Regions from separate parts of the Homo sapiens genome. Here region 1 is linked to region 2. A link is an interaction called in ENCODE POLR2A ChIA-PET data of the cell type or tissue named here. Cell type or tissue: HepG2. All regions are shown on one strand.

Region 1 (5,000 bases), 170 kb after region 2:
TGAGGGGTGACAGAGGTAAGAATGAAAAGCCAGTGAATGAGGTACGTCTGTCATGCTCTGGAGGAGGAGGAGGTTGTCATCTGTGTAACCTTTTCATCTACCATTTCATCAGCCCCAGGCCCAGAACTGGGGGGAAATGAGAGTGGAGGGTGGAGAGGATGAGAGACTACCTTATGAATAGCCTCCAGCTGCAGCCTGTCCAGGCAGAGTTGAGAATGCCCCTCTCCCTCCTGCATGCGCAGCATTGGTTCTCTACGGAGCAGATCATGGAATGAACCCTGGGGAAGGGAAATGGAATAGGAGAGAGAAAGTGAGACGCTCGTTTGTTTTTTTTAAGACGGAGTCTCGCTCTGTCACCCAGGCTGGAGTGCAGTGGCGCGATCTTGGCAGCTCACTACAACCTGTGCTTCCCAGGTTCAAGTGATTCTCCGCCTCAGCCTCCTGAGTAGCTGGGATTACAGGCGCCCGCCGTCACGCCCGGCAGATTTTTTGTATTTTTAGTAGACAGGGTTTCACCATGTTGGTCAGGCTGGTCTTGAACTCCTGACCTCAGGTGATCCGCCCACCTCAGCCTCCCAAAGTGCTAGGATTACAGGTGTGAGCCACTACGCCTGGCCCTTTTTTTTTTTTTTTTTTTTTTGAGACGGAGTCTTGCTGCGTTGCCAGGCTGGAGTGCAGTGGTGTGACCTTGGCTCACTGCAATCTCCACCTCCTGGGTTCAAGTGATTCTCCTGCCTCAGCCTCCTGAATAGCTGGGACTACAGGCACGCGCCACCACGCCCAGCTAATTTTTGTATTTTTAGTAGAGACGGAGTTTCGCCATGTTGGCCAGGATGGTCTTGATCTCTTGACCTTGTGATCTGCCCGCCTAATCCCCCCAAACTGCTGGGATTACAGGCATGAGCCACTGCACCTGGCCGAGGCTCCTTAGTTTTACATCTTTGTGCTGAACTCAGGCTTGCGTACTATACAAAGACTAAAGTTTTCTACCTTTTCTAATACCACACCCATTCTCCTGGCCTCAGCTTACCAAATCTGTGTCTTGAAAGAGCAAGTAGTGATGGTTGACAGTTTCAGTGTAAGTTCGAGCCTTAGGAGGGTTGGGGACCCCAGATGAAGCAGAAGAATGGTCTGGACCTTCAGGACTGTCCTGATACGGTATCAGATCTGCTTTATATATAGGCTGGAAAGGAGACCATGAAATTAGGTTCTATAATACTCAAGACAGAATAAAAGCAGAGGAAAGTGGTTTGGGCAGGAAAGGCTTAAAGATGGAAAAAAGTAGTATCTTTAAATATATGCTCAGATGCAGTACGGTAGGGAAGATTATATACAACTCTGTGCTAAGATTTTCTGGGATATCAGGGCCGGGAGACCTGACACTAGTTTGTACTCTACCAGAATTTGGGAGGGCATGTGGGTTAGGATCCAACAGCTGCTGTTAGATGTTCGTATACGTACAAATCTTCGCTCTACAGGTCGCTTGACATTTATTGGATTCAGTGCCATATCTGGTAATATAGCAGCAATGAGCTCCCCGGATATATCTCCTGCAGCTATTGTCCCAAGCCAGTCGGATCCTGAAAGACTCTAATAGAAAGAGACAGATTTCATTCATTCATATATTCATTCAGAGCTATGAACTGGTAACAGCTGCACAGTCTGAGAGACAGACACACAAACAAAAATGAGTTTACCATAACCGACAGCCCTGATGATAGAGTTACAACATCCCTATCTTCTCCTTCTACCCAAAACTACTGCCTCTGACTACTAATAGTGCATAAATGAGCCATTTTCCTTTGTAATGAAGACTGCAAAAGAAAGGGGGGCTCACCCAAACGGTGCCTTTTCGAGGAGCAGTGAAGTAGGCCTTGAAACCAAGGTAACCAGCGTCAATATAATGAATCCCACAGAGTCCATAACTGTTAAAAGAGAAATAAATTTAAACCTTCCTTTTCTTTAGATTCATTTCTTCTTCTTAACCTCTTCCAGAATTTAAACCACCTCAGTGAACCAACTCTCTACCCTCCTCTCCCCACAACAATCTGGCATGCTTTGCATTCCAACCCTTAGGGCCTGTCCCTAGAGGTCCTATCTCCATCTTGCCGTACGAGGCATAGCAGTTGTCCTGAGCCACAGTGACACCATTGTAGGGAAGCAGCCAGGCCAGTTCTGTACTCAAGAAGCGCTTGATAGAGTTTATGGGTTCGTAAGGACGTCGAAGGTCCCAGAATTTGATTTTCCGGTCACTCCCCGCAGAGACAAGGAAATGGCTGTAAAAAGACGGGAGAAGGTCAAATCCAAACAAATCCGGAAGTCAGCCTGTCCCAGTCTTCACCTTCCCCCTCCACATACCTCCTATTCCATACCTGTTAGCTTTGCACCATTGAAGGGTACGCACAGCCTGGTCATGGGCTAGGAAACACTGGAAGGGGTAGAGCTTTAAGGAGCCATCAGAGAGCCGTATCCGCTGCAGGGGTGAGTTAGTGGGAAGGTTCCAGAAAACCACCATGCCTGAAATAAGGACAGAATGTGTGAGCATTAAAAGCAAGTTCTCTCTTCCTTGCTCTAATTTCTTTCTCTGGGCTCCTAGGACCTTTGTCTTCTACCCTCAGATCCAAACCACTATGAAAGGATGTGGGGATCCTGATTAGCTATCCAACACTCCCTCCAGGGCTTAAAGACTCAACCTGGTATTTTAACCCTAATTCTCATCAACAAAAAAGTAATAGCTTTGTCTGGAATCTACAGTTGAAAAATGATAGGGTGAACACACCTAGTGCAGAGAGTAGAATGCACCTCTCTCTACTCCCTATAAATAAACGTCAAGGGACTTTTAAAAAGCATAGGTGGGGCACACGGTGGCTCATGCCTGTAATCTCAACACTGTGGGAGGCCAATGCAGGTGGTGGATCACCTGAGGTCAGGAGTTTGAGACCAGCCTGATCAACATGGTGAAACCCCGTCTCTACTAAAAATACAAAAAATTGGCCAGATGTGGTGGTGGGTGTCTGTAATCCCAGCTACTCGGGAGGCTAAAGCAGCAGAATCGCTTGAACTCAGGAGGCGGAGCTTGCAGTGAGATTGTGCCACTGCACTCCAGCCTGAGTGACAAGAGCAGACTCCGTCTCAAAAAAAAAAAAAAAAAAGCATAAAAACTCTAGGAAGCCAGGCGCAGTGGCTCACACTTGTAATCTCAACACTTTGGGAGGCCAATGCGGGTGGATCACTTGAGGTCAGGAGTTCAAGACCAGCCTGGCCAACATGGTAAAACCCCCATCTCTACTAAAAATACAAAAAAAAATTAGCCAGTGTGGTGGTGTACACCTGTAATCCCAGCTACTTGGGAGGGTGAGACATGAGAATCACTTGAACCCAGGAAGCAGAGGTTGCAGTAAGCCGAGATCACGCCAGTGCACTCCAGCCTGGGAGACAGAACGAGACTCCACCTCAAAAAAAAAGAAAAAAAAAAGAAAATGTTCGCTAACTCTGCCCCAAGACAAAGAGAACAGGCAAAAAGTCAAAAGCAACACAATGTTGCTAGGTGCAATGGCTCATGCCTGTAATCCTAGCACTTTGGGAGGTAAAGGCAGGAAGAACACTTGCACCCAAGAGTTTGAGACCAGCCTGGGCAATATAGTGAGACCCCACCTCTAAAAAATAAAAAAAGGCCAGGCACGATGGCTCATGCCTGTAATCTCAGCACTTTAGGAGGCCAGGGTGGACATATCACCTGAGGTCCAGAGTTTGAGACCAGCCTGAACAATATGGTGAAATCTCATCTCTACTAAAAATACAAAAATTAGCTGGCCTTTGGTGGTATGCACCTGTAATCCCTGCTACTCAGGAGGCTGAGGTGGGAGAACTGCTTGAACTCGGGAGATAGAGGTTGCAGTGAGCCAAGATCATGCCACTGCACTCCAGCCTGGACCCCACAGACCCTGTCTCAAAAAAAATAAAATAGCCTGGTGTGGTGGCGCATGCCTGTAGTCTCAGCTACTCAGAAGGCTGAGCCACTCAGGGAATGAATGCAGCACCTATGAACCTTTCTTGAAAAAGTTTGTTGACGATGAATTATAGCCATGCAATATAAATAATTCAGCAATTGGAGGGGAGACTAAGATAAATGGACTGGTAGAGGCACTCAATCAAGTTTAGGAATTAAGAAAGCAGAACAGCATCGAGAATCATGTACCTTGACAATGTAAGAATAATACCACCAAAAGAAAAAACATGGCGAAAGGGATGATAAAAAGACGTGTAAGAGTGCTAATTTCCTTATCTTCCTAGCAGAAAGTCTACTTATATCTAAAAACAACACTGTCATTTTGTTTTTGAAACGGAGTCTCACTCTGTTGCCAGGCTGGAGTGCAGTGGCACGATCTTGGCTCACTGTAACATCTGCCTTCCAGTTCAAGCGATTCTCCTGCCTCAGCCTCCTGAGTAGCTGGGACTACAGGCACGCGCCATCCTGCCCAGCTAATTTTTGTATTTTTTAGTAGAGACAGGGTTTCACCATGTTGGCCAGGATGGTCTCGATCTCTTGACCTGGTGATCTGCCCGCCTCGGCCTTCCAAAGTGCTGGGATTACCGACATGAGCCACCACACTTGGCCAATAACACTGTCATTTAAAAATAACAATCTAGGCCAGGCATGGTAACTCTCATTTGTAATCCCAGCACTTTAGGAGGCTGAGGCAGGCAGATCACTTTGAGCTCAGGAGGTGAAGACCAGCCTGGGCAACATGGCGAAACCCCGTCTCTACAAAAAATACAAAAATTAGCCAGGCATTGTGGCTCGTTCCTGTAGTCCCAACTACTCCAGAGGCTGAGGCTGGGGCATTGCTTGAGCCCAGGAAGTCCAGGACGCAGTGAGCCAAGATCTTGCCACTGCACTCCAGCCTGGGTGACAGAGTGAGACCCTATCTGAAAATAAAACAAAACAAAACCTAATAACTCCAACTACTTAATATTATTTGTAACTTATTTATAGTCTT
Region 2 (5,000 bases):
AAGCCTGACAGCTACGGACACCCAAGAGCTCAGAGGGCAGGAGCCTTTCCCCCCAGGCGGTAGAGTCCCTTAGGGCCCTCTTCCAGCCCATCGGTGGGTGGTCGTCTGCACTGCAATCCCACACCCTCACCCACACCCTCATTGGTGAGCTGATTCCAGGTCCTCCGACCCCCACAGGGCTGCCTGTCAGCTGCAGCTCCACAGGCCCTGGCTGGCAAGTGGCCTCCAAAAAACTGCCACCTTCCCAGCTTTGTGGATGGTCAGCCCCAGGGTGAGTATCTCTGGCCTCTTAGTAAACTCTGGGTTTCCTACTTTCCCTACTTCCCCCACCTCTGTGCTCCAGGCTGCCTTGGGAATGTGGTAGGCGCCTCCCCTCTCCCGGGTTCTACCTCCCACACTTTGCCAAAGGAGAGAAAGTTTGATCCCCAACACAGCAAGAGGGTCAGCTGCTGAGCAGCAAAACAGAGGGCAAGGGCCCACTCCAGGGTTCAGAGTAACCCCAGGAGATACTCAAAAGAGGTAGGAACTGAGCACTAAGATGTTGGGGAGAGAAGAGGGAACTAAGAGCCTCTGCCATTAAATACGCCAGAAGTTACGTAGGGCCAAAGACAATTGCTTTTTCTTTAACCTCGGAAAATTTACCAAAAAGTATGATCCAGTAATCAGAATAGAAACAACCCTCCACATTGATGATGGTGGAAGCAGAAAAACAAGTTGAGTAAATCGAGTCGGCCTAAATCACTTGACAGTTGTATCATGCTTTAGCGCCTCAGCAGCTCTGGGTCCAGGCCCAGTTGGATGAAAATGGATTGTATTAGTCTGTACTCATGCTGCTAATAAAGACATACCCGAGACTGGGTAATTTAATAAGGAAAGAGGTTTAATTGACTCACAGTTCCACAGGGCCGGGAAGACCTCGGGAAACTTACAACCATGTCGGAAGGGGAAGCAAACACGTCCTTCTTCACATGGTGGCAACAAGGAAAAGTGCAGAGCAAAAGCGGGAAAGCCCCTTATAAAACCATCAGCTCTCAGGAGAACTCACTCACTATCACAAGAACAGCCTGAGGGTAAACACCTCCATGATTAAATTACCTCCTGCTGGATCCCTCCCATGACACGAGGGGATTATGGGAACTACAATTGAGGATGATATTTGGGTGGGGACACAGCAAAACCACGTCACAGATTCTGTGTCACATATCAGCTAACTGCATGATGCTGGCTGGGCCCCTGGAGCTCCGGGGTCCTTGAGAAGGAACAGGTACATTCTTTTTTTTTTTTTTTTTGAGATGGAGTTTCTCTCTTGTCGCCCAGGCTGGACTGCAATGGCGCAATCTCGGCTCACTGCAACCTCTGCCTCCCAGGTTCCAGCAATTCTCCTGCCTTAACCTCCTGAGTAGCTGGGATTACAGGTGCCCACCACCATGCCTGGCTAATTCTTTTCTTTTTTTTTTTTTTTCGAGATGGAGTTTTGCTCTTGTTGCCCAGGCACAATCTCGGCTCACCACAACCTCTGCCTCACAGGTTCAAGCGATTCTCCTACCTCAGCCTCTGAGTAGCTGGGATTACAGAGATGAGCCACCACGCCTGGCTAACTTTTTGTATTTTTAGTAGAGACAGGGTTTTACCATGTTGGCCAAGCTGGTCTTGAGCTCCTGACCTCAGGTGACCCACCTGCCTCAGCCTCCCAAAGTGCTGGGATTACAGGTGTGAGCCACTGCGTCAGGCCAAATTTTTGTATTTTTGGTAGAGACAGGGTTTCACCATGTTGGCCAGGCTGGTCTCAAACTCCTGACCTCATGATCCGCCCCTCTCAGCCTCCCAGAGTGCTGGGATTACAGGCGTGAGCCACTGCACCTGGCCCTTTTTTTCTTTTTTCTTTTTTTTTTTTTAAGAGATGGGGGTCTCACTATGTTGCCCAGGCTAGCTTAAAACTCCTAGGCTCAAGCAATTCTCCTGCCTTCCAAAAACAGAGTAGCTGAGACTATAGGCCTGTGCCACCATGCTTGGCTTAATGTTGAAATATCCTCTTTGGCTTCTTTATGAGAACCTTTTCTGCTTAAATTTACATCCCAAGGCATGGAGATCATCTAGTCTGAAGGAACTCATAGCTCTTCCTAAATTGCAACATTGTGAATAAAAAGTCTTAATAGAAGAGTATTGGTAAGGTTACTCAGTTCTCTCAAAGCCTTTATTTTTCCCAATTTGACATAGTTCTGGGCGATGGTCGCATCACCTAATGCAATAATTGCCATTCTTTCTGTGGAGCTTTCATTCAATTTGTGCTCAGTTATGGCAACCATGAAATCTATAGGTGTTTCCCCAGAGACAGTCTAAGCAGACATGAAGAAACAGAGCAGGAAAGAGAACACTCAGGGTTTGTAAAGCACACTTGACCAACTGCTGGAGTAAAAATGACTTTTGCACAAATGACATTTCATTTTTGTGTGTGTTTTTATTTTTTTATTTTTTTTGGTTTTGAGACATGGTCTCCCTTTGTTGCCCAGGCTGGAGTGGAGTGGCATTATCTCAGCCTACTGCAGCCTTGACCTCCCAGGCTCAAGTGATACTCCCACTTCCTCAGCCTCCTGAGTAGCTGGGACTACAGGTGTGTGCCACCACTCCTGCCTATTTTTTTTTTCAATTTTTTGTAGAAACGGGGTCTAACTATGTTGCCTAGGCTGGTCTCAAACTCTAAGACTCAAGTGATCCTCCCTCCTCAGCTCCCAAAGTGCTGAGATTACAGGCGTGAGCCACCACTCCTGGCCTACAAATGACATTTTTTTTTTGAAATATTGAGGAAAAAATTGAGGCAAAATTAATACAAGTAGAGAGTTTATTTGGGCCAAGTTTGAGGACTGCAACCTGGGACATTGGATTCAAATTGCCCTGAATATACACTCCCGGGTTGCCTTCCTCAAACTTGGGCCCACAAAACTCTCTACTTACGTAATTTTGCCTCCATTTTTTTCCTTTGGATCAACATATCTGACATAGCAGGATTTGGAGTGACTCAGCCCTGACCACCCGGTGTTTCTCTCTGGAAGTAGTGCTCAGCATCTGCACAAATCCACTGTGTCCTCTGTCTTCAGAAGTCCTATCCGGCGTTGCAGGTGAGTTCTGAATCTGGACCTCCCTTTCTTTGGTTAAGGTCCAGATTTTAATTTGGGCCGTTTCTCTTTTGACTCTCTCAGAATGAAGGTCTCTGTCTCTGACTTTCCTATTGAAGTCAGGGGATCAGGATTTTGTTTTCTGCCAACACAGAGAACGGCGGTTTGCTTTCGTTTTCAGCTGAGGTCTTGTTGCATTGTGACCTTTCATTCTGGAAATCAGACTTGTTTCACCTATGACCAACCTCTCTTGAAGTTATTTTTCCTAATTAATGAGAGTGAATGGATTCTTCACTCTAAAGATGAAAGGCTCTTGCTCCCTCTGACCTGTTAGAGTGCTCTAAATAATTAGAGACGTGGTGGAGGTGTTGGACCCTTGTCCATGATATCCAGTGGCCTTACAGGGTTTCCTCTCTCAGAGGAACATCTGCAATCTCTTGCTCTGCCAGCAAATGCACGCGAAGCCTGGTCACCTAGCACTAGTGAACCCTCTGTGACCCTCCAGGGACTCCGAGTTTCTGAGACACATAAAAGAGTGGACCCAACTCATTGGTGACATATTGAGGAGCTACACTCACAAGCAGCACATTTGGAACCGCAACATTCCCCAGAGCTTAGTCCTGAGTGATTCAGGTGTCTAAATTATGGGCGTTAAAGCAAACTAAATATGGCCTGAGAAGGACTCCATACTTCTATATTTGAGTCCTTGTGGACGAACTGTAACCTAGTAATAGGAAGACAGGGTGGTTCACGGTGGCTCATACCTGTAATCCCAGCACTTTGGGAGGCCAAGGCGGGTGGATCATTTGAGGTCAGGAATTTGAGACCAGCGTGGCCAACACGGTGAGACCCCATATCTACTAAAAGTACAAAAATTAGCCAGGTGTGGTGGTGCACACCTGTAATCCCAGCTACTTGGGAGGCTGAGGCAGGAGAATCGCTTGAGCCTGGGAGGCGGAAGTTGTGGTGAGCCAAGATCATGTCACTGCACTCCAGTCTGGGTGACAGAGTAAGACCCTGTCTCAAAAAAAAAAAAAAAAATGCAGACAAGATTGAAAATCTAATTTAGGAGTATGCACCTGTAACAATAGCTGAGTCTTGGCCAATCCCAGCAGCCATACTTCAACCACTCATAGATTGCTAAGTGTTCAAACTGTGTTCAAATAAGGTAAACACCAACCTGCAACCAATGCAGCTGTTTCTGTACCTCACTGCCGATTTCTGTATGCCACTTCCCTTTTTTTGTCTATAAATTTGTTCTGGCCATGAGGCATCCCTGGAGTCTCTCTGAATCTGCTGTGATTCTGGGGTCTGCCTGATTCACAAATCGTTCCTTGCTCAATTAATCTCCTTTAAATTTAATTCGGCTGAAGTTTTTTTTTTAACACGGGTAAAAAATCATCCAACTCCAAAGACTCTCTAAGGAGGCAGCCTTTCTTGGAGACACCAACTGGGTTTATGTACAACACATAATGGAGTGTCCTTTTGTAAATATCTAGGAAAACGGACCCGCATAACCCAGAATAGTCATAAGCAACAGTGGTCAAAATGGGGGTCCTTTGAAATGCCTAAAATAATTCATTTGCATGCACTATTGGAAAAAACTGGTTTTAAAACCATGCAAATTGAATGAGAGACCTACTTTCTCTTTATCCTGGATGAAATCTAATAATAATAGATTTGAAAAAAAAGTTTCAAGAGCTCTGTGGTCAGAAGTCAGCCTAACTAGAAGTTTGTGAACGAAAAATAAAATCCTAAGTCCCCCAACTGACTGAACAGACCCCCTATTGGCCAAGGGGACCCCAGAGAAACCTGAAAAACTGAATTCCCAGCCACAAAGGTGTTGAGGAATAGAGTCAAACCCTGTGAAATATTTGAAGAGATTTA

The links. Peaks named below come from ENCODE experiments on the same cell type or tissue, not always from the same donor. Only the 100,000 strongest peaks of a DNase experiment are listed, where the experiment ranks them.
Region 1: POLR2A ChIA-PET joins it to region 2 with 7 read pairs; 2 of 35 experiments call an interaction of 5 or more read pairs at or near these places.

The regions. Positions count from the first base shown.
Region 1 is chr2:27,327,007-27,332,006 of GRCh38, forward strand. It overlaps GTF3C2 (general transcription factor IIIC subunit 2), which reads right to left. Exons shown (of 19, transcript NM_001035521.3): 13 at 2,373-2,517; 14 at 2,115-2,276; 15 at 1,838-1,925; 16 at 1,462-1,590; 17 at 1,031-1,183; 18 at 171-278. Among named protein-coding and RNA genes, the nearest start is that of GTF3C2-AS1, 6.0 kb to the right of the region's middle. In HepG2, no CTCF peak of the experiment used is centred here; no DNase peak of the experiment used is centred here.
Region 2 is chr2:27,159,345-27,164,344 of GRCh38, forward strand. No RefSeq gene overlaps it. Among named protein-coding and RNA genes, the nearest start is that of TCF23, 13 kb to the left of the region's middle. In HepG2, no CTCF peak of the experiment used is centred here; a DNase peak (open chromatin) is centred at 3,027; H3K4me3 peaks cover 709 bases.